3 separate regions of the Mus musculus genome follow, and all the other regions are linked to region 2. A link is a loop called in an ENCODE intact Hi-C map of the cell type or tissue named here. Cell type or tissue: heart. All regions are shown on one strand.

Region 1 (8,000 bases), 54 kb after region 2:
ATTAAGCTAAGCAAAGGACTTACGTAGTGATGCTAACATTTGAGGAAGGAATTACTAAAACCCGACTTGGAGCAATGAGTACTGATGTATCACATGTCACAACTCGAAGCCCTAGCAGGAACTTTCCTGGGGTAGCTCCCCCTGCTCCCCAAATGCAAATTATCTAAGGAAAAAAGGATAATTGGAAAACAGTTTACTAATTTTTCTAGTAAGTTACTTCATGCTTTATAAGAATGACATGTTGGAGGGCCAGGTATGGTGGCACACATCTTTTTTTAGTTCCAGTACTTGGGATTTCTGTGAGTTTAAAGTCAGCCTGGGATACACAGTTTCAAGCCAAACAGGGCTATAGAAAAAGGTACATCGGATGTGCTAATTACATAGAATACTAGAAACTTATCCATTTAAGCTGGCTTAGCACATGCCATCTCGGAACTCCAGAGGATGTGGAAAGATGACTGACATATTTGATACACAACACACACACACACGTCCGTAATATGTATATCTCTGAACTAAAATCTGCTTATGAATGAAATGTTATTTCTAAAACTGAAATGTATAACAAGGCATCTTTTTTCCAAAATTTAGTATTTAGGGTTTTTTTTTTTACTTGAAAGTGTTAATTTTAAAAATTATGAAAACTCAATGACAAATATTTACGAAATTTGTAAATTGTCATTTTTTTCCTAGTAGATAATTTAAAATACCATTAAAACGGTTACTTGCTCCAGTTAGCAGCTTACCTCATAGAAACAAACTAACAACCTGTATATAAGCGCCACAATCATCATTTTCTGCAGGTCTTCCATTGATGTGTCTTCATCAATCTCTTCTATTATATAGTGCATGGCAAACTTAGAGATGTCCCTGCACAAAAAGAAGGGTTTGGGGTTAGAAGGAATTAGCTCCTAAGTCAGTTTTGTACCATTTTCCCATAATTAGGTCATAAAATTTAAGTGAAATTCTATGCTATTAGGTTCTCACCAACAAAGTGCATAAAATACCCATTACTTTATTCAAAAAAATAACAAATACCTAAGTAAATTAAAGCAAAAGCATGGTTGTGATTGTGGGGTAGTTTGTACCTCAGTGGTAGAGCACTGCAGAGCAAATAAGATGCCAGCCCTGATGATAGGGCAGTGACTGGTTTGTAAACTCAAACTTAATTGGGAAACCTCAGTTAAGAAAATGCCTCCATCAGATTGGCCTGTAGCAAGTCTATGTGACATTTTCTTGATTAATGATGGATGTGGGAAGGGCCTAGCACACTGTGAGTGGTGCCACCCCTGCGCTGGTGGTCCTGGGTGCTATAAGAAAAGCAAAAGCAGGCTGAGTAAGCCATGAAGAGCAGCATTTTTCCATGGCTTCCGAATCAGTTCCTGTCTCCAGGTTCCTGCCCTGACTTCCTTCAGTGATGGACTACAAGCTGTAAAATGGAATAAACTCTTTCCTTTCAAAGTTGCTTTTGATCATGGTATTTATCACTGCATCAGAGGGCACACTGGCACAGCAAGGGATACTAAAAGTATCTCCTCAGCTTTCACAGAGATTCTAACCAAGCAAGGGAAATAGAACAAAAATAAACTGGGATGCCAACCAGAACACCACAGAAAACAGACCAGTCTTCTCAGAAATGACATTTCTAAGTGCACAATACAATACAAAGAATGAAGAGAAGCCAGCCAGACTAAGAAGCAGGAAGAAGCTCCAGGCAGGAGAGAAAGCCTTGGAACAAGTGATAGGGCTCAATTTCATGGTGTAAGGAGACTGAGGAGAATGTGGGCATGTTAAACCATGTAATGAAATTCAGACTTTATCTTGTCGGTAGAAACTACAGCAGCATGTTAAGGCTGGAGAGGTTAAGTTCTGCAGCTTTTTTCTGCCCTCCAAATAAATAAATGTAAACAATAATAATAAAGGCTGTGTTAGGGGACAGGCAGGAGCTACCCAACACCTGTCGGGGGCCCAAGGTTAACACTACTTTGTATCTTGACTTTTCTATCTTCTTTTCAATTCTGACATCGTCTCATAAACGTAAATAAGTGTCTCATAGAAAATGCTTAGCAATTGGGAGCAGGCATTATCCTAAAACTTGAGTTTCTCAAGTAAATGCCATACTTTGCATTGAATCTGCTCAACTGAAAACAACCCCACTGAAATTGATTACTAAGTCCACCTACCACAAGCTCTTTGTGCTCTGAAAATTGTGTGTGTGTATGTGTATACAAATGTATGCCATGTGTATACATGAGGCTGGAGCTGGAGTTAGAGGCAGTGATAAGCTGCCTGACATGGAAACTGAACTTGGAGCCTCGGGACAAGCAGTGAGCACTCTTAACCCCTGACCACCGACCCAGCCCCTCTGTGCTTTCATGGCAGAGCCTTCATAGGCCAATAAGAAGGAAACTAACACATTCCTGGCCCAAGAGAATGGTTAATAAAAAAAACAAGCCAGGTCTGAAGGCTTCTTTAACCTATTAAAATCTTTTTTGAGATAGGATTTAACTCTGGCTGGCCTTGAACTCACGGAGATCTGCCTGCCTCTGCCTCCTGAGTGCTGGAATTAAAGGAACATGCCACCAAAGCCTCCCTCCTTTTCCCTCAGATTTTAAACAACATACTGAAGTTCTTTGTTTCTTTCTTAAAACCAAGGGGCTTGTGGTGATAGCTCAGTGGGTAAAGTGTTTATATAAAATGTCAGGACCTGAGTGCATCCCCAGAATCCATCTAAAGCCCAGGACACCTATATACCTATGTAGCACTGAGAGGGAGGACCAGTGATCTTAGGGACTTGCTGGCCAGCTGGTCCAGCTGAGATGACAAGCCCCAAGTCAAGTGAGAGATCCCACCTCAAAAAAATATAGGAGAGATTAGAAGATAACCAAAGTAGACCTCTTGGTTACATATAAACACACTTAAAAACAACCAATAGGGAAACAAATAGAACTGGTAAAGATTTCATAGAGAAGTCTTGGTCTTGGACATCCATCCATTACCCAGAGTTACTCATGAGCATGTACAGAATTTACAAAACAAGATCCCTAAATGACAGCTCCAGAATTTTCTGACTGTTCTTAACTTACTTTATTCCACTGAGATGCATGATGCTCAAGACAATGGTTGCTTTTATAAAGAAGAGAATAAAGAAATCCACCATCTCTGCCATAAATCTGTGGGCCAAGGATGGAATGACATACTCTCTACCTGGAAATTGGGAAGAAGAAGAAAAAAAATGAGTTACACAAGTTTAAGAACCAAGCCAGATAAGAAAGCGGCAAAGTAAAGTCAAGGTCCAACTAAACTTTTTAAGATTATAGCTTTGCATCAGCCAACGGCAATGATCCCATCAAGAGATCCTGTTTCTAAAATATCTAATAATGAGCTGGACATGGTGAGCTATGCCTGTAATCCCAGCATTCCAGCCCCAGACTCAGAAGACTGGCTGCAAACTTTCCTACGGTTTGCTAAGACCAGTGACTACACATCATTTACTAGATGATATTCATGACCAATAGGCTTGAGGCCAGTCAAAGCTCTCTAGACTCGTTTTGTAATCATGTCAATCGCCTTTCAGTTCCACTGTCTTTACACGGCCCAAGTCTTGGTGATTTCTAGTATTCTAATCTCGAGCCTCCCAACAGCGGGCTTGCCACCCAAGGCTAGCTTTGGATCTTTCCAGAGCCTGAAGATTACAGAGAGGATGGTTTGATAAGCATACGTCTCTACACACAAGAAGGGCTAGTGTCAGGAGTAAGGGAACCTACTAGCCGTGCCAGGTCTTAAGGGAAGGACAATCAACATTGCTTCACAGTACGTTTTTAGAATTTAGGGCCTGGGCAAACCATAGCTGATGTATGTGGGAACTATCAATGGTAGCAGCAGCTCCCCGGTTATATTTTTTCAGGAGCGAGCATACTTGTTCAATGATCCTTCAAGAGACCCCTCTGGCTAGTACAGACCTGTCTTATTCCAAGTTTGAGGCTAGCCTGGCCTACATACTGTGTTAGCCTACACCACAGGGTGAGATCCTTCCAAAATGTTAGTGGTAGGAATGGCAGTGATTTTTTTTTTTTTTTTTTAAAAAGGACCTCGACTCTATCCCTCCTCCATCCTACCCAACACCCCCCACCCCACCCCCGCGCCAACCCCGATCTCACCTGCCTGCCGCCCGGTGTCGCTGGCAGTCCGCGCAGGGGCTGCAGAACCCACCCTGGTCCCGGGGGCCGCCCGGGCCGATGGCTGCACGTGCGGGGCCCGGGCCGTGAGGCCCGCGACAGCCGTCGGGGTGGCGCCGCCCGTGGCCGCCCCCGGCCCGGGCCCCGCAGCGCTCAGGAAGTAGAAGGGGTTGTAGTACGCCAGCTGCGGCGGCGGCGGTGGCGGCGGGGACGACGGCGTCGGCGGGGACGACGGCGAGGGGACGGCGGGCTGCGGGGCGGTGGCGGCGGGTGGTGGCGGGCCGCAGTAGGCGGGCAGGGCGGCCAGGCCGCTGTGCCAGGTCAGGTAGCCGCAGTAGGACTGCCACAGCCATTCGTGCACCTGCCGCGAGTACTCGCGCGCGCTCAGCCGCCCCGGGCCGTCCGACGCCTCGCAGTCTCCCGCCTCCGGAGGCTCCGCGCCCGTCTCCCGGCGCTTGCGGAGCTCGCACTGCGGCTCGGGCTCCGACACTGCCGAGGCGACGCTCGCGAGGGCCGGGGACCGGGGGGCGGCGGCGGTGGCGGCGACGGTGGTGGTGGGAGAGCCTGGCTCGGAAGGGACCGGCTCGTGGTCCCCGCCACTGCCATCCTGCTCCGGAGGGCGGCTCCGGGCTTCCTCGGGCCCCTCTGCCATCGTCGCCCCGGAGGCCCCCTCCGCGCTGCCTGTCAAGGCGCCGTCGCCCGCCCTCGGCGGCCCCTCCCCAACCGCTCGCTCGCTCGCCACCACAGCAGCAGTGGGCGTCAACAATCCGCCTCCGGAAGCGGAAACCCCACCTCTCCGGCGCGCCAGGCTTGGGGAGCCGGGCGGGCGGTTGGTGGTGCTTTGTGAGTTGGTTCCTGGGCTACGCGATGTTTCTCGGGGGTCCTCTGTGGTACGTTTTAATCATAAATTGTGGCATATTCGGTAACGTAACGCGTCGCGGCATCGCACAACCACGTGTGCGATGCCGAGGACGTGGTCCTGGACACTGTGAACGCATCCATTTAGGCTTACGTCTGTGAGGCATTCGCCACCACTCTTGAGAATTCTAATGAACTCCATTACCAAGGTCCCTAGAGAAGATCCTGTGGGGTTAGGACATGATTGTCCCTTGTGAAACTGCATCTGACTCACCAGAATTTCCACTCCTTCAACCACAGTATTTGTTTCTTGCTTAGCACCTTAGTCTGTGTATGGTTTCGTCTTCTTTTCATCTATATGCAGCCTCCCAGATACTGATAACCTTAATACACTTTGCTATGTTAATAAGCCCAGTTAGGGGTAGTTGTGTGACTTTGAATTCCCAGGACCATATAAGGAATCTACAAGAGCCAAATACTATGAGAATATTGAACGATTATTGTGCTGGCTAATTTTATGTCAACTTGATAGAGTCTAGAGTCATTTGAGAGGAGGCAAGACCAATTGAGAAAATGCCTCTGTAAGATTGGGCTGTAGGCAAACCTGTAGAGCATTTTAAATTAGTGATTGATGTGGAAGGGCCCAGCCCACTGTGGGTGGTACAACTCCAGGCTGCTGTTCTGGGTTCTATAAGAAGGAAGACAAGCCATGGGATGAGCATCAGCTCCTGCCTCCAGGTTCCTGCCCATTTGAGTTCCTGTCCTGACTTCCCTCAGTGATGGACTACAATGTAGAATTGGAAGCCAAATAAACTCTTCCCCAACTTGCTTTTGGTCCTGGTGTTCACCACAGCATGCCGCACCTAATGGCTTGAACATGACAGTGATGCCGAGAGTCAATCCTGTCTTTCCTCTGGGAGACAGAAAAGACATCACTTTTGGCCTTTAAGAAATTCATCTGCTTCAAGGGAAAATCTTCCATGAAACACTTGAACACCTATTCACGATCATCACTAGCAGCAGGAAACATAGCTCAACACCACCAGCTCTGCAACCTGCGACACTCCTTTCCCAGCTTCAGAGACCCTTATTTAGGTACAGACCAGATTCATTCATTCATTCTCTTCCTTTCTCCCTGTCTCTTTCTCTCTTCCCCTTTCTTTCCTTCCCTCCTTCCTTCCTTCTTTTTTATTTTTTATTTTTATTTTTTGAGACAGGGTTTTTCCATGTAGCTCTGGCTGTCCTGAAACTCATTCTGTAGACCAGGCTGGCCTCAAACTCACAGAGATCTTCCTGTCTCTGTCTTCTGAGTGCTGGGAGACACTCAGTAAAGGCACGTGCCACCACGGCCAGGCTGCAACCCAGATTCTTAAACTGTGCTGAAAAAAATAATCATAATGAGTTAGAGTCAAAGTTAGCTTATTCATAGGGGAAAGGACAGGCAATGGGGAACAAGTGTGGCCACTCAGGGAGGAATGCTGCACCTAATGGCTTTACCAGCAGCAGCTGGGGAGTGTCTTGGGGAATTTGACATTAGTTGGTAAAGCACTTGATCTATAAAGTTGAGAGAAAAATGGGCTATTGAAGGGGCACCAACTTCTCAAGACAAAGGTGATTTTATTACCCCAGAGAGGACAAGCAGGGGTAGGGTTGCGGTTGTCTCTGGATCAGGCAAAGACAGCAGTAGATGTCTCTGCAGGAGTGATCTTTTTAAGGAAAAAGGGGGAAATCTGTGCCAGGATGAGTTGTTAAGTCCCGAATGGACACATCAGCCAGTGTAGCTGAATAATGAATTTTGATTGCTGGACCTTGGTGTTTTAGTCAGGCATAAAGAAATAGCCAAATAAGGGAATGGACCTTGGTGGCTATCTTTAGGAATGTAACCTAACGGCTTAGTAAAGGAGAGGGAAGGGGAGAGGGCAAGACCTGCAGGTGCCATGCTTACAACACTTGGGCCTGTTAGAGAGCCCTTCAGTTATATTCATTTCCTTATGGAAAGGGGTTTCATACCTATGTGAGAATTTAAGATGGCCTATGACTGTACTAGCAGGCTTCTATGTAAGAAAGAAACATCTAAGACAAAACCATGGGTCATTCCAGGCCTATTAGTACAGGCATGTACTTCCAGTTACTCAAGAGCTTGAGGTAGGAGATCATAAACTCACAGCCAGCTCAGGTAACTTGCAGAGACTTCACACACACACACACACACACACACACACACAAGGTTAGTGACATAGCTCTTGAATATAGCTTACTTGCTGTGTACACTTTTCGTATAATGAAATCCTCAGACATTTAGGTCAAAACTCTTGTCTCTGACAGCAAGAGACATGACAATTCAGTGGGGAGAGGGAGGGTCCTTCTTCTTTCCCCCGTGTGTTCCGTGTGTTCCTTTCATATGGTTTACCTCGGACAACTTGGTTTCAAAATCAATTCTGAGGAAAGATTTTGTTGTTGTTTTGATGCCAGAGATAAAATTCAGTACCTTATGCCTTCTAGGCAAATTAATTTAAAAAATGTTGTAACTGTACTTAATGTATAATAAGAATTGTACAATAATAATAATTGTACATATATGATGTATGTGTATGGATATGCACGTGCTATGGTGCATACATGGAGGCCAGAGGACAACTTCGTGGGTTCTGTTTTCTTCTTCTACCTTCCTGTGGGCTCCAGGGGTCAAACTCATGTTTCCAGGATTAGGTAGCAATTATCCACTGAACCATCTCTGCCAGACTGCGAGACAGATTCCGCATCACTGAACCATATCCTCAGCTACTCAGACATTTTAATACTTAAATTAGAAGTCGTGCCAGTAGGGAGGCAGGAACAGCAGGAGTGGATTTAGAAATGTCTAAAATGAGGGTGAAATACAGTGATTATTGGGGATATGGACTTTATATTTCCGTAGTATGTAGCAAAGTAAAGACATTAAGTGGCTGGAGAGATGGCTCAGCG
Region 2 (8,000 bases):
TGAAGCAAATATATGTTTACTAGGGATATATGAGTCACCCTTAATGTGTGTTGATTGCATAGGTCATAATTGCAACCATTTACTGCGTTTCTTGTATACCAGGAAATCTACTGGGTGCTCTCTACACAGACGACCGCACTAGCTCCCCACAACTTTATAAGGTAGATTTAAATAGTAGAGTCATCCAAGGTCAAGTTTGTAAGTAGTGAAGCAACTCAGAATGCCAGCACGGTGTGTGTTGACAACAAAGCCCTTATATGTTTAATGAAACAGTAATGAAGTTGTATTTTTTGCTTTCGTTGAGACAGAATCTCACTATGAAGCTGAGGGTAATGTGTAACTAGCCATTCCCCTGTGTCTGCCTCCCAAGTGCCAAATGCCTTTCCTACTTTGTTTTTGGCCTGGGGATCGCGGCCACGGTTAATTTCAACGCGGTCTCCCCCCCCCCCCCCCCGGATTGTGATGCATTATGGTTCTTTGATTTTACTGTTTACTTCCATTCGGCTTATAATTGATGAATGGGAGATTACAGTATTCGTGTCGAGTGCCCTTCTGAATCTAAACAAGCAGCCAACCGCCGCCAAATGACCCGGGCTTTGTGCCTCTGCGGTGCTCCGTGGGTGTCCTTCCGCTATAGCCTGCCTTTCCGAGAATCCGCGTTCTGGCCAGAAAAACTACATTTCCCAGAGGCTCCCACGACAGGGAGCGCGGGCTCGGCCAACCCTTCCTTCCTTCACCCATCCCCCCCCGCATTGTCGCAGCGTGATGACGCAAAGCGTCGGTCGCGGAGGAGTGACGGTGTTCTGGCTCGCGACCGGGGCGGCCGCCTCAACAGCGGTAATAGGCGCAAGAGCGGCGGCGGCGGCGACGACTGCAGGGACGACGACGGCGGCGGCGGCGGTGGGGCGGGCGCAGCGCGCACAGGGGGAGGGGTTGGCGGGCGGCGCCAGCGGCCTGGACTGCGGCAGCGACGGCCAGGGCGACTGAAGAGGAGCCTCTAGCAGCGGGCGGTCGAGCTAGGCCTCAGCGGCGCCCGGAGCTGCTCGCGCCGGCCTCGGCGGGAGATCTCCATAGAGACGGTGACAAACACAGACGCGGGGGTCCGCACGCGGCCGGCGCTCCTCAGCCACCTCGGGGCCCTCAGCCGCCGCCACCGCCTTCCTCGCCGCCGCGCGCACTCTCAGTTCCCGCTCGCTCCCTCGCGGTTCTCGCTGTGTCTGTGTGTCGCCTAGGGCCGGGCGGGGGAGGCCCTCAGGCCGCCGCCTCTGCCTCTCCCGCCCGGGAGCGGTAGTGGGAGGCCGCCCAGGCTCCGCCATGGCCTCGGAAGCCGGAGGCATAGGAGGGGGCGGCGGCGGCGGCAAGATCCGGACTCGTCGTTGCCACCAGGGGCCGGTGAAGCCTTACCAACAGGGGCGACCCCAACACCAGGTACGGGACCGGTACGCCGTGGCGACTGGGCGGCTCCGGGCGGTCTCTTTGGGGGGCGGTGCGAGGACCCGGCGGCCCCACGTGGAGGGGACCAGAGGGCCTGAGGCTGGACCCGGGTGGCGACGGGAAGTGGGTAGAGCCTGGCCGGGCCTGGCGGCAGACACGTGGGATGCGAGCGGCCTCTCCCAGCCCTCCCGCCCAAGGGCTTTCCCTGGCGGGCACAGGGCGGGAAAAGAAATCTCAGGCTTCGGATATTCGGGCTGCTGCTGCTGCTGCTGCTTCTTCTTTTTTTTTTTTTTTTTTGGCGGGTTTTTGGGGGTTAAATGGTATTCCTCACGACCTCACGAAGGGAACAAGGGAAAGATGTGGCAACAGGCCCATCCGCTGGCAGGCTTTTTCTTTCTTGTGTTCCCGGGTTCAGGGTGCGCGGGGAGATTAATCTGCCACCGCGGCCCGGAGAGACTTGGGGAGGGGGCGCTGTTACCCATATCGTGGAATAATTTCGGTTTTAGACGCGTTAAATCATTAATGGTAGTCCGGTCCCCTCGTCTGTCTGCTTGGCCTTTCCAGATCGGAACACACTGGTTTAGCTTCTCATCCTTTCCTCTCTTAACTGAGTTATAGTTATGTGGCACTGAGGCGTTTTGAAAGTCCCTCGCCGCTCTTACGTCTGGTCTCTGATGCGTGGTTCTTCCCTCTCTTCTCTCCACCCCGCTCTATATACTGAAGACCAGAATCATCCACTCTCTACAGTTGACCAGTTCTTCAGCTCTGATCTCATACACCAAATATTTTTAATACTGGGCGTTTTCTAGAAGTTTAAGGTATTTCGGGCTCACCAGGGGTGTTACTTAAGCCACCGTATGCCTTCTTTGGGTGTTTATAAAAATGTCGATTCTTGTTGTAAACGAGATAGTTGGTTCAGAGAACACTTTCAGTTATTAAAAATTGTGAGAATTAAAACGTTAAAAACTCACTTTAACGAAGCCACTTTTTAAAAGTAGGAAGTGTATATTTTAAGCTTACTGAAGAAGGGCTAATATATAACTTGTTGCATACTCTTAAATGTAGACTTTTTGTTTATTCTGGCTAGTGCTAAAATTGAATACTTGTTGGTAATGTTAAATTATATCACTTTTGAGATTTTTAAAATAAAGATAGGGAAAGTTTTGAATAGAAACAGCTGTGTTTTATGTACTAAGAAGTTATTTGTCATTGCTTGGAAGCCTTGCAATATTACCATTTTCCCTGAATGCTGAGGAGCCCGGGGTCTTCAGAAGCAGACTTTAAGATTAAAATCAGGTCACAAGCCTGGCCGTTTTACTTTGCCTAATACTGTACAATGGACATTAAGGCAAACATACTCTTATACTAAGAGTAATGAACCACCTCTGATTGCTTGAAAACAGTTTGAGCAAAGAAATGGATGGCTTGGATAGAGTTTAAAAAGAAGCCAATATTATGTATGATATTATGATAGAATTTAGAAAGAAGCCAAAGTTATGATCACAGCTTATTTTAAAATGTATTTAGGTTAAAAAAAAAAACCAAACTAATTTGAGAGAGAAGTGCATTCAACTAAAACCAAACATGTTTTAGAGCTGGTACAGATTTCAAGCTGTATGGTTTTAGAGCTCAGTAGTTCTAAGACATGTTAGCTTCTTGCCTCAGTCATTTAATTTAAAATGTAAGTACATCTTAATTTGAACTGGAATTAAAGATAACTCTTTTTTGGTTAGCAGATTTAATTTTGGCAGAATTGACCAAAGAAAAAAGTGTTTAGGCTTATATAAAAGTATGCAGCTCAGCTTTTGTTTCTGTCTTAAAGTAAGTAACTAGTCTTACCTCGGACTTAGTGGATGTCATTGTCCTCTACTAGCCGAGCTTGTCAACTGGTTGTTTTGCAGCAACTGCTGAGTCATCATCTTGGATATATCAAGGAGTTTCATGACATGGCATGTTTCATACTAATGCTTGATAAGTGTCCATGGCCTCTTGGCAGACTGAAGAGTTGTGTTAGACTCAGAGTAAGCAGGCTGGTGCTTATTGGTGAATGCAGGACAGCAAATGTCAGGCCAAGGAGCTAGCTACTGCAGTCACCCAGTACCTGTGACTCCTGTATCATGTTCAGTTGATTTCTGATTTCCTGTTTTGACTTCTGGTTTAGGTCTTCTGGGAAATGTTTAAACTTTAGCATTTTTCTACTTTTAACTTTCTTCCTTTTTCTTTTTCTTTTTTTTTTTAAAGCCACCTTGCTTGAAGTTGTGGAGCTAGAAAGATATTGTCTTGATCAACCAGATAAAGGTCAAACAGTTACAAGTAGACATAGTTGGGCAAAGAGGTACATACCTGAAATCACAGCTGCTAAGGGGCTGAGAGGCCAGGGGACTCGGAATTTGAGGCCAGTCTGGGCTTCATAGTGACACTAGGCTAGTCTGAACTGTAGAGTGTCTCAAGAAGTGTAGAAGCAAATGAACAATGCAGGATGGTTATTTTCACCATTAACCAACTACTCAACTACTTTGTACTTTTTTTGGAGGGTGGGGACAGCGTCCTGGGTAGCTCAGGCTGGCCTTAAACCAGAGACCATCCTGCTTAAATCTATTGATAACTAACCCAGATACTTTTAAAATTGATTATTTTTCTAGTTGGGAGTTCTTTTCTCCTGTTGAGTCTCCTTTCCCATTTTCATTGTGTGTAGCAAGGCCTGGAGGATAAGCTGGTTGCATTTCCTAATACACTTGATCTCATGAGCAGAACTTCTGGAAGAATCTGTTGCCACCTCCTGGTGAGACAGAACCATTTGCTTTTTTCCCTCCCCTCTTTTGGTGCTAAAAGACTTTCTGGCTTGGAGCTAAGGGAATCTACCTTTCATCCTTACAGAAACAGGCTGGCTGATAGATAGCCTGAACATCCTGGGTTACTCACAACATTCAATTGCTTAAAAAGCTGAGGTAGAGGAGGGATTCTCCTTTCATCAATATTTTAGATGTTGATGAATCCTTTTTATAAAGAAACAAAGCTGTTTTGAGGCTCTGTGGCTGTAGTTTTTTTTTGTTGTTGTTTTTTGTTTTTTTTTGTTTTTTTTTAAGAATCTTTGGCAAATGTTAAAACCATTTTTCCCTTTAAGATCGGGTCAAAGGCCCACAGTCAACTGAGTTTGTAGAACTGGGTTTATGTGATAGGATACTTTTTTTATTTTGGTACTTTGTGATTTTTTTTTTTTTTTTGACACCAATAAGTGTGTCCTTCGTAACATTTGTCTAAAGAGTATTCTCAGCTTTGAAAAGAGTAATATTTCTCAATATTTTATTCATTCCAGATACTCAAGTTTTATTCTTTCTATCTCAGATGATTATAGAAATAATTGCTTTAAAAATATTCTGATGAAATTAGAATAAGTTTGAATCCTTGTTCTGCCTGAAGAGTTGAATGATGAAAAATTCTGCTTAATTTTGTCATCTATAAATGGAAGATTACCAAGAGTTAAATGACATAAAAATGCCTCAGATGGTATAGAACTCACATGAAGTTATGATTAAATAGAGCCTTGACTTTAACATTTTTAAAGTGGTCTATGCATTTTGCTGTCTTTTAGAATTAGCGGTATTTTTTCTTCCTCTGGTTACTTTTCCAAAATTCAAAATTTCAAAATTCTTTTCCAAAATCATACTAAACTTAAGGTCTTTTTGGTTTTTTGAGACAGGATTTCTCTGTGTAGCCCTGGCTGTCTTGGAACTCACTATGTAGACCAGGCTGGCCTTGAACTTAGAAATTCACCTGCCTCTGCCTCCCAAGTGCTGGGTTTAAAGATGTGTGCCTGCCTGTCTTTGTTTATTTACCAAGTGAAAGTTAAACTAAAGTGATCTAAACTATTGATTGATGGATAGGGATTCCTCCCTTTCCCTACCTTGTTAAACAGTTGAATGTGGTCACTGACTTAAGTGAGGAAGGATAGACTATGAGTCATCCTGTTTTCTAAGAAGATAGATTACCTTAGTCCCAAACTAGAAAACCTAGCACCAAAACTTTATCACAAAATTTGATAAAAGTCTAGCTTTATCACAACTTTTTAAAGGACTTTGTCTTTTTCTTGAGAAGTACCAGTCACTTAAGTATGTAGGTAGAAAGTTCCGGCTTGACTGATAAATAGAAAGTGGATTCTTTTTGTCTGTCTGTCTGTCCATCCATCCATCCATCCATCCATCCATCTATTTATCTATTTATCTATTTATCGATGAGCGATATCAGCTTATCTTAACCACTTAGCACTTTTCCTTACCAGTTTTTTTTTAAAGATTTATTTATTATTATATCTTTAAGTTTGCTGTAGCTATCTTCAGATGCACTAGAAGAGGGCTTCAGATCCCATTACAGATGGTTGTGAGCCACCATGTGGTTGCTGGGATTTGAACTTAGGACCTTTGGAAGAGCAGTCAGTGCTCTTAACCGCTGAGCCATCTCTCCAGCCCCCTTACCATGTTTTTAATATGACACCAAAAAAGCTCCATTTATGTCTCCATTTCTTGGAAAGTCCTAATGATACAAGTGTCTAGCTTGAAGAAAAATGAAGTGTTGGGTCAGATGCCACTAAAGATAGCCATCTTATTATGTGCAGGATATTGAGAACATTGTAATAATTCTGTATTTTCAACTTTATATTTCTGATATAGAGCTTCCTTTAATATGTCTGGCCTTGGTCTGGTTCTGTCTGTGGTCAAAAAGCAAGAAAGTATATTTGCGGTCTTGATGTCAGACACAATTTATTGTTAGAAAAAGGGTAATAAAACACCTTTCTCAACTATAAATCTATTTATTTGATTGTGCTTTATCTTTTTCATAGTGTGGCTTGAGAAATTCTTAGTCTCAGTATTAAAATGTGAGATATGAGATAGCTCTTATGGGAGTTTAACTGCTATGGACTTAATGGGTTGTGCTTCTTGTTACATTTTAAGTTTTTTTCTTATTATTTTCAAGAGGCTTGCTTTTACTATCTTCTTACATATGAGTCTATATATGTGTGCGCGCATTTGTGTGCTGGTGCCTGTGAAGGCCCAAAGAGGGTATCAGCCTCTGGAGCTAGAGTTATGGGCAGTTGTGAGCACCCTGACAGACTGCTGGAAACTGAACTTGAGACTTCTGAAAAACAGCAAGTACTCTTAAACACTGAGCCATTTCTCCAGGCCCTTATTTTTACTTTTGAGGCAGGGTCTTCCTATAGTCTAGTCTGGCTTGAACTCACTATATAGCCCAAGCTGGTCTTGATCTTTAGATCTTTCTACCTCAGCCTCTTGAGTGCTAGGAGTGCTAGATTTAACAAGCATATGAATGTTACTGCCCAGCCAGTGTTGTAAGTTTTGAAGGGGGTGAAAATAGGCTACTTGGGAATATTTAATTCTTTAGCCAGAAGAATATTTTTAAGTGACTGGAGAACTTGGACTGGGCAGATCGGGTAAGTTTAACAGTTTATAAAATATGGCAGTGCCTGAGATTTGTAGTTTAATTTGGATGAAGGGGCCTTGAAGAAGACTCAGGTCAGAATGAGGTATTAATGTAATATAGGGGTCTGAAAGGACTAGTGGAAATCGAAATGGAGTAATTTGGAAGAGTAAGGCTTGGTAAACTGGTGCTGGACTTAGTTTGTTGTCATGGTCACGGAGCCAGTGAAGTTATGAAAGATTGTAGTATTGAATGCTATTTTATAAGGATAATGTGAATGGAGTTGAGTGAACTTAAGTAGAATGGAGTAGAGAAACAAGATACTGACCTGGAGAAGAGACTTGTGTGTGAAGAATCAGACTGAGGAGTTGGTCAAATTGAGAAGTTGCCTTCTGGTGAAAAGAAAGTGACTCTAGGCTAAATCGTTCTCTCCCTCCACCCCCAGAGTCTCTTGTGAACTAAGGTTAAATAGAATATGAAGTACTGTGTTCAAAACTGCTGTGACTTGTATATGGGATTGGGCACTGAATTACTTTTACTATCTTTTGCCAAATGAAGAAACTAATCCTTAAGGCAAGAACACCAGTGGATTTATAGTTTAAATCTGAGGATTTTCTCCTTTCAGTTTCAATTTAACTTCATTATTTTTAACTACTTAGTGTAGCCCTTGCTTATAGTGCCACAGGTAAAATCAGCTCTATTTTTAATGCACTATGAATTTTGCATAGGGGACTTTTGCTTTTTATGTAGTTGGCTTTGTCATCACTGTAGAGGGTGTTTCTGTTTACTCTGCTGTAAGATGGTTTTTCACCTCTTTGAGGGGAAGAAATATACAGAACAGTAGAAGTTGTTAAAATGGATAAAACTGGAAGTCTTAAATACAGTACTTATGTGTTTTTATTGGATTTTATTTGGATGGTGGTTCTTTGCAATTTTAGAGTTTTTTTTTTTTAATTAAATTTTAAAACATTGTCAGATTGTATCCTCTTCCTAGGGAAACTCTTCAGTGAAAACCTGGAGAACTTTCCTCTTTTCCTAGCTCTCTTCTTGAGGGTCTTCTGTAGCTAAGGCTGGCCTCTTAATTCTCGCCTTCATTCTCCATGTATTCATTATGTACCATGTGTGTAGAGTGC
Region 3 (8,000 bases), 320 kb before region 2:
CTGTTAAGCACTGAATGTAGCCTGCATCTTACTGATGCTTAGTCCTTGGGTCTTCATTAGAGCGAAGGGAAAACAATGTGAGTTGCGAGTTTGCAAACTAGTGTGTTTTAAAACATGCTCCTAGAAATAAAGTATTATTGTAACAAGCACAGTGAACCCTTCCCTACCTACCTGGTTTTCTTGTTAGCACGGGGATTTTACGTGGATCCCTGGCCACTCCAGCTGTTGGCAATCTTCCTGCCTGTGTCAAGAATGCTGGGATTGCAGGTGGAAGCCCTGCCTCTGGCTGCTCCCTCCCACCTGGTTCTTCAGTGAAGACACCTAACTGACTAGAGTTTCGTGGTCCAAGTTTTATAAGTCTATTTCTTCCTAATTTTAAATGAAGAGTTTTAGTTTTCTTTTGGTTAAAAAAAAGTGTTAAAAGTGAATATACATGCAAATATGTCAGTATTTAGAATTATGTTTAAATAACTCCCAGGTGTTCTGAACGTAGTTTATTGAAGAGTTTAAACACCAACACATAAAATTCATAAAAACTGGAGTTCAAAAGAATCGAAAATAAGAGTAAAAATTTACGGTGGAGGCAGCATTACTTGTAAGAACAGGACAAACTACTAGAAACTTCTCTGTTAATGAAAGAAACTGAAATCTCCATGGGTCATTTAAAATAGGCAAGCTGAGTGCGTCATATTCCCAAGATAAACTGAGTTACGGAAATACAGACCCAGTGCTATAATTTAATATTCAACACCCAACCCAATAATTCAATTCTTAATTCCCTATTGCCCTGCGTCTTTTCTCAACTGTTCCCCGTGTGGAAGACAATTATTGACGAGAGAATTTTCTCACATACCCTCTGAAGAAAACCTCCGAAAGGATTCCACAATATATTGTGTAAGCATTCAAAGCAGATGTGGTTGGTGGCTTTGTATTTGCTGCAGAAAGGCTGGGGCAGAAGGATTGCTTTGAGTTGGGAGGCTGAAGACTAACCAACGCTTTTTGAGCTGTGCCTGGGTTAAGAAAGGGATTCCCCACACCTGGCGTGGTCTGCTGCTTGCTCGAGAACTTGGGCCTCGGTGGCTGGGTTCCAGATCACTCAACCCCAACTTTCTGCAGCTGGGCCTGCTTCTCTTACAGGCCAGCTGCGCCGACTATCAGCCATATGGACCGGGACCTGGTGGTGTGCAATCCCAAGGAAGGCTTGCTTGAGCCCTCATCAGCGGCCCTCGCGGCAGATGCCCAAGGTATCCGCTACACCAGCGAACCTGACGGCGCCTCGCTGCCCAAGGTGGGGATCGCAACCTGGGATCCCTCCTCCTGGCCGCGGTGCTCCCACTGCCCCACACAGGAGCCCAGCGTGGGGTTTCTCCTCACCACCACAGAGCGGGAAGGGAAGCCTGGGCCCCTCCTACCAAGCTTTGGGGATTCCCGACCACCCTGAGTGGGGAAGGCAGTCTGGTGTCCCCCCTCCTGGCTGCGGGGTTTCCACGTCCCTGGTGGGAGCACAGTATAGGGTCCCTCCTTTTGGCTACGGGGTTCCCTGGTCCGCAAGTGGGACCGCAGCCTAGGGTCTCTCTTCGCGACTGGCGGGGGGTGGTTTCCACGGCCCCGAGTGGGAGCCCAGAGTGGGGTTCCCTCCTTTGGGCTAAGAGATTCCTACAGTGGGGTAACTCCTCTACGTTAAGGGGCTCCTACAGCTCCGGGTGGGAGCAGAGAAAGGGGTCCTGCCTCCATGTAGATGGGTTCCCTACAGCGCTGGGTGGAATCCCAGAGTAAGACCCCTCCTCCAGGCTGCGGGGTTCCCATAGCCCAGAGTGGAAATCCAGACTGGGGTCCTGTCCACCCGGTCCGCAGCTGGTGCCGGCGCCAGAGTGCCAGGTGCAGCCGCCGCCCAACTCACCTCCGCCCGGCCGAGGCGCAAGCAGCTCCCTGCAGGGTTCCAAGAGAGCGACGAGTGGGAAAGCCCGCGGCGCCGCAACCCCGCAGCCCAGCGCGGGAAGCCCCGGCTTGCACAGGGTCCCCCACGCCACCCCTTCCAAACGCGGGACGCCGGGGAGCCCCGGGGAACGCGCGCGCCTCCAGACCAGGCTCAACACACAGCCGGCCGCTTTGTGCGGAGCTGTCACCCGAAGCCCGCCGCCACCCCCAAGCGCGCCCGCGTGAGGCTCGAGTCCCTACCTCAGAGCGCTGGCCAGGGGGCGAATGCTGCCCTGGGCTGCACCGGGCTGCACCGGACGGCCTGATCCGCACTGCCAGCTGCAGCAGCTCGGCCGCCGCCGCTTCCGCCCCTATCACGCCGTGACCCGGAGTGGGAGGAGCGCACAGGCCCAGGGAGCAGGAGGGTCCCGGCGCTCGCCCCGCCCCGATGATTTCCGCCACTGCGCAATCTCGGCAGCTGCTAAGGGCGGGGCCCTACGCGTTCTGGGCGGAGACCTTGCTTCGGGGCGGGGCTTAGGTTTGAAGGTGGGGCCTGGGCGGCCTGGGTGGGGTCACAGGGTCCTGGGAGGGGCCTGCGCGCCCTGGGCGTGGTCTGCACGCTGGGCGGAGCCTGCGTGTCCTGGGCAGAGTTCTCACGCCCCGGGCAGGGCCTATAGGACCGGAGCCTGGATAATCTTTTCCGGGGTGGGATCAGACCACATTGGGCGGGGCCTTCGCCCCTGGGGCGGGGCCTGTGAGTCCTTGCACAGCTCCCGGCTTACAAAGGCGGGCTAGTGTCTGAGAGGTAAGCAGCTAGCTGCAGCCAAGGTAAGTAAGTTCTCAACCGGTAGTAAAGGCGGTCATCTGCTAAGACTGTGTGAGCCTGTTACAGCGTTTTTTCAGAATGGGGCTCCCGAAAAGCATGGATGACCCAGCTACTTGAGTCCCGAAAAGGGGTTCCGATAACCGCAGCAAAAACTGGGAATAAATGATCAGACTAGAAATGCTTTGAGTCCGATGTATTAAGTAGCCCCTTGCTTAGTGGTGTGTTTCAGATAACAATGTCCACGTGTAAAATACTGAGCCATCCTGGAGATTTGTGGACTTCAGTGAAGTTAGCTTTTCAGTTTAATGAAATTCAAAAATAAAACTAAAGCAGAACCCAAGCATTGTTGTGTACGAGGAAGCTGAGGCAGGAGGATCAGGGCGAGCTAGAGGTCAGCCTGTACTATATAGTGAGTTCTAGATAGACCCTCTGTTAAAAATGAAAAAAAAAAATCCTAGGCAGAAAAAGATGTTTTTTAGGTAGGCATATTGGACGTAAACGTTTGTTAGTGGGAGTTATTGCGGATCTGTCTTTTCTCAACCTTGTACTTTGCACCTTTATTGTTTTTAGAATTTTTTTTTTTCTCAAAAAATGATCAGTGAGCACCACTCTGAGGCGCTGTTACAACAGCTAAGTGGTTGTGTTTAACAGCCCCAGCTTCGGTGAGGTAGAGCTGGGTGGGCTAAAGATCTTTCTTCTGTGTTCAGGAGAGCCCTTGTTTCTGTAGGGCACCTTTGGGCATCACAGCTTCTGATAGAGAGTGGAGATGGGAGGAGAGCGATTCTCTTGCTTTTCTGTATCCACAATAATCCCATACTTCCCTCCGACCTCTCAGAATGCTGGACTCTGCCCCCTGACATGAGCATCAGGGAAAAGCCTTTTGTTAGCAAATACTTGGCTGTGAAGTGCATTTCCGTTCCCAGAGTTGATGGGGATGGTCCTTCTTTAATCCTAAGCACAGAAGCTAAATCATGCAACAACAGGACATTTCCTTACATTACTGCCTTTGTGACATGTTTGCTGGTTCACAGATTCAAGACATATGATCACCAATGATTTAAAGGGCAGGTTGGAACTGTGGAATTTTTTTTTAGTTTTTTTTTTTTTTTCCTTATATGAACGAATGTCTTGCCTGTATTGGATCCACTGCAACGGGGTTACAGACAGCCACGAGACACCTTGTGGTTTCTGGGAATTGCACTGGGTTCTTTTCAAGAACAACAAGTACTCTTAACTACTGCTGGGATTGAAGGCATGCTGCCATTCATATCTTATTTGTTTTTGAGAGAGTCCTGCTACGTAGCCCTGGATGGCCTGGAATCTACTATATAGATCATGTCGGCCTGGAATTTGCAATAACCCTCTTGCCTCTATCTCCCAAGTACTGGGGGCATGTGACGACTCTCCTGTCTTTAATGCTGATATGTGTTTTTAAAGCTATTGCCCTAGGTAGAGGGTTTTGTAGCGTTCATTAATAGAATCACAATGTTCCTGAATGACATCATTGTAGATGTCTTTCCACTTAGGCACTGGAGACACCAACCTCAGAGACAAAAATTGTCTACAACCCGTGGATGGTACCATGTCCCTTGATATGAAAGAGCACCCTGATGCTGAGGTACAAAAGAACCAAGTACTAACCCTGGAAGACTGGAAAGAGAAGTGGGTGACCCGTCACATCTCATTCCATCAGGAGCAAGGGCATCAGTAAGACATGTTTGGTCTCTGGCAGAGAAATGCTTTAATCAGAAACTGACTCTAGCGGGTGTGTACCTTGGTGGGTAGAGAGACCTTAGCATGAAGGAAGGTCTTGGTTTGTTCTGCAACACTGAACAAAACTGGGCGCAGTGGCATATGCATGTAATATCAGCGTTTGAGAGATGGAAACAAAAGCATTAGAAATTGAAGCTGCATAAGTGAGTTTGAGGCCAGTGCTAAGCTCCAGGGAGAGAGAGAGGAAAGAAGAAAAAAGAAACTGACTTTGAAATAAAAGTAACACACAAATACATTATTGCATTTCTTTTCAGACACACTGTCATCTCATATCGTTAGGGAATCACAAAGCACCCATAGCACATCATACTTTGATTTCTCTCAGTGTGCAATAATCTGATTTACAGATATATGAAATATATCTTCTTCTTAAAGCTCACCCTCACTTTGTTCACGTTGGTCACAGGTGCTTATACATGCAGCAGATACTGAAACAACATCTAACTTTCTGTCTCCTTATGTTCTAAAGCAAGGGCAAGCAAGGGTGAGCTCCCACAGGCTGCCTCAGCAGATATAGGCACTTGCCACATACCCCTACAGCCTGGGTTCTGTCCCTAAACACCACATGAAGGAAAGTGAGAACTGACTCTTGAAAGCTGTCCTCTGACCTCCAGACATGTGCTATGACATGGGAACATCATACATGTGTATGATAGATGTACACATAGACATATACACACACACCATAAATTAACTTAACTAAAATTAAGGAAAAAGTTAAGTTTATTGAGAGAATATTCTCTGATATTTTGAAAATACATAAATTTAGAGACCCCTCTTCTTAACATCACTTTCACGTAACAACAAAAATAAGAATATAAATATAAATGTAGACTTTTCCAAATGTATTTCTCAAGGCAACATAAGCAGTTTTTACTTTCCAGTCATGAAAACTCCAGGTTGCTAGTCATATGTAATACTAAGTAACTGCGTAGTGAAGCAAGTAACTTAGCTAACCTGTTTCTTTGAGTGTAACCCGGAGGTTGTAATAATTAACATTACCTGCTTGTTACAATGTTGAGAGTACTGAGATAATGAATGCAAAAGTTCAGAGTGTCATAAATTCTCCTCTCCCCTTTCCTGTGATTCTGGGCTAGTTAAAGCAAGCATTGTGGTAACTTTGTTCTCTTCCCCAGGCTGTTGAAGAAGCATTTGGATACATTTCTTAAAGGCCAGAGTGGACTGCGAGTGTTTTTCCCCCTCTGTGGAAAAGCCGTTGAGATGAAATGGTATGCACAAGTGAGCGTCAGCTAGTTTTGGCAGAGCAATTCTCAGGATGAATATTTAACAGAGTATGTGTAGGGTTTTTTGTTTTGTTTTGTTTTTTTTAAAAAAAAGATCTGTTAGGTATACACTATAATAGCAGAACTTGGGAGATGCAAGAGAATCGGGAGTTCAAGACCAGCCTTGGCTACATGTAAGTTCAAGAGGGCTGCTGGACTAGGGGAGACCCTGTCTCAAAAAGGCCGGGTAACCTAACATACAAAGAGCAACAAAATCCCATTCTTAGTAAAAGAGTGCCTTTATTTTTAGGTGATAGTTATAAAATTAGAGATACTATCTCTAAACAATAAGAGGACAAACTGAATCAGGAATGACCTTGTCTTTCTATATTTTGTTTCAAAGGCCAAAAAGAAAGAAAAAAAAAAGTAAGAAAAGGAAAAAAACTGTTGGGGGCGGGGAGGGCAGAGGGGCTGAGCAGTTAGCAGAGTTGAGAGAGCCCTTGCCTAGCATGCACAGGGCCCTGGGTTCTGTTTCCAGCATTACTTAAAACAAGGTGGTGTGCACACCTGTGATCTTGGCAATCAGGAAGTGAATTAGTTGGGAACCAAATGGGAAGCCTCGCCTCCTTTTTCATGTCTCCTGGATCTTTGTATGTGATTAACGCTTATAAGCGGCTGAGCAGTTTCAGTAATGATGGCTGTTTGAAACAGAAGGCAACAAAAAACACGCTATGGTGAACCCTTTTTATCAAGGCAGTGTTGATAGTGCAGAGTTCAGCTCGGCTCTCCCTTCCTCCCACGTACAAATAGGAGATTTTGTTATTGTGAACTGCTGTTATAAAACTAGTGGTTCCTATAAGCAGTCCTCTACAAACAGAACTCACAAGGCACTGTTCCTACAAGGTTAGCCTGAGTCACCACCCTAGAGATTATTTTTACACGAAATGCTACTGCCAACGATTAATGCACAGCCACAGCCACGTCCTCCAAGAAGTATGGTTACTTAAAAACTGAAATGTTAAAAAACGTAAATGTTCACTAAGAGGAAAGAACAAGAGATTGGTAGGAAATGTTAATAAATGCAGAATAGCCTTACTTTAAAATGTTCTGCCCACTATGGAAATACAGCTATCTACTCAGCAGGCACACATGCATCTGGATTTTATTCTCTAATAGAGTAAAAGTTTTATAAGCCACACTGGCTCAATTTATAGCTAAGCCTGCCCTCTGAGGACACAACATACCCAGAGACATACACATAAAGAAAAATTTAAAATAAGCAAATAATATTTTATTTTTATTTTTTTTTAAAGCTGAGTTCTGACATTTATTTATTTATTTGGTTTTTTTGAGACAGGGTTTCTTTGCCCTGGCTGTCCTGGAACTCACTCTGTAGACCAGGTTGGCTTCAAACTCAGAAATCTGCCTGCCTCTGCCTCCCAAGTGTTGGAATTAAAGACATGTTTTATGTTTTAATGGTCTCTCACCAAACCAGAAGAGTGACTTTGAAAACTATGAGAAAATAACTCTAGAAATGGTAACTGCGGCCAGAGCGCAGAGCTTAGGCAACATTAATGAAACCATATAGCTTGCTAGCTGGGTGTGGTTACTGAATTTTTAGGGGTCTCAATCCATTTATATTTTTTAAAAAATCAAGGATTTGGGGATGTGATTCAATGGCAGGGCACTTGCCTGATAGCCACAGGCTCAGGATTCATTCCCCTAAACTGCAAAATAATAACTGAGATAAAAATGCAGAGTCAAGCTACTGTCATTGCATGTAAGTTGCCATATTCTAATACCAGTACAGAAGTACTTTTTACTTCTGTAGCTGACCTCTGTGTATGGACAGGCATTGGGTATGAGCACATCAGCTAACCAGCAGGAAGAGGTCAAAAAGCATTCAAATGAAAGAGGAACGTTATTTTAGTGTTTCCCTTTTGCCTTGTTTGTATTCCGGGCTACCCTGCATGTGTTGACTGGGCAGTAAGTACAAAGACATCCAGTCAACTTGGATAACTTCTTTGTTTGTATTTTGTAACTCCAGCAGCATGCATGGAGAATGAAAGAAATCGTCTCTATCTGCCAGAGTACAAATCCCCTGGGCCGTCTGCGAGACAAGTTACTAGCATGTTCCCTTTCTAACAATAAGGAGCCCACGTTCTGCCCACAGTGGGAGCGTGTGCTCTTGCGTAGATAGATAATAGGTACACTCTGTCTCGTTCCCAGTTAATAGATGAGAGGAGCATCACGTGATCATC

Evidence for each region. Peaks named below come from ENCODE experiments on the same cell type or tissue, not always from the same donor. Only the 100,000 strongest peaks of a DNase experiment are listed, where the experiment ranks them.
Region 1: a loop joins it to region 2, with 2.3 times the contacts of the local background. A loop is called at or near these places in 12 of 42 quality-filtered maps.
Region 3: a loop joins it to region 2, with 2.3 times the contacts of the local background. A loop is called at or near these places in 3 of 42 quality-filtered maps.

Annotation. Positions count from the first base shown.
Region 1 is chr13:46,666,416-46,674,415 of GRCm38, reverse strand. It overlaps Fam8a1 (family with sequence similarity 8, member A1), which reads right to left and starts at 4,939. Exons shown (of 5, transcript NM_001033192.3): 1 at 4,161-4,939; 2 at 3,087-3,207; 3 at 747-870; 4 at 24-163. The coding sequence starts at 4,830. In heart, a CTCF peak has its summit at 4,193; DNase peaks (open chromatin) are centred at 4,335 and 4,925; H3K4me3 peaks cover 2,606 bases; H3K27ac peaks cover 1,797 bases.
Region 2 is chr13:46,720,788-46,728,787 of GRCm38, reverse strand. Nup153 (nucleoporin 153) reads left to right here and starts at 939. Exons shown (of 22, transcript NM_175749.2): 1 at 939-1,428. The coding sequence starts at 1,315. It overlaps Gm46412 (a long non-coding RNA gene), which reads right to left and starts at 4,103. Exons shown (of 2, transcript XR_001780928.2): 1 at 3,274-4,103. In heart, a CTCF peak has its summit at 4,209 (motif pointing left); DNase peaks (open chromatin) are centred at 757 and 1,397; H3K4me3 peaks cover 4,011 bases; H3K27ac peaks cover 2,415 bases.
Region 3 is chr13:47,037,849-47,045,848 of GRCm38, reverse strand. Tpmt (thiopurine methyltransferase) reads left to right here and starts at 2,632. Exons shown (of 9, transcript NM_016785.2): 1 at 2,632-2,745; 2 at 4,270-4,450; 3 at 5,653-5,745. The coding sequence starts at 4,326. Kdm1b (lysine (K)-specific demethylase 1B) reads right to left here and starts at 2,350. Exons shown (of 21, transcript NM_172262.3): 1 at 2,179-2,350. In heart, a CTCF peak has its summit at 3,351; DNase peaks (open chromatin) are centred at 1,408 and 2,598; H3K4me3 peaks cover 2,772 bases; H3K27ac peaks cover 2,107 bases.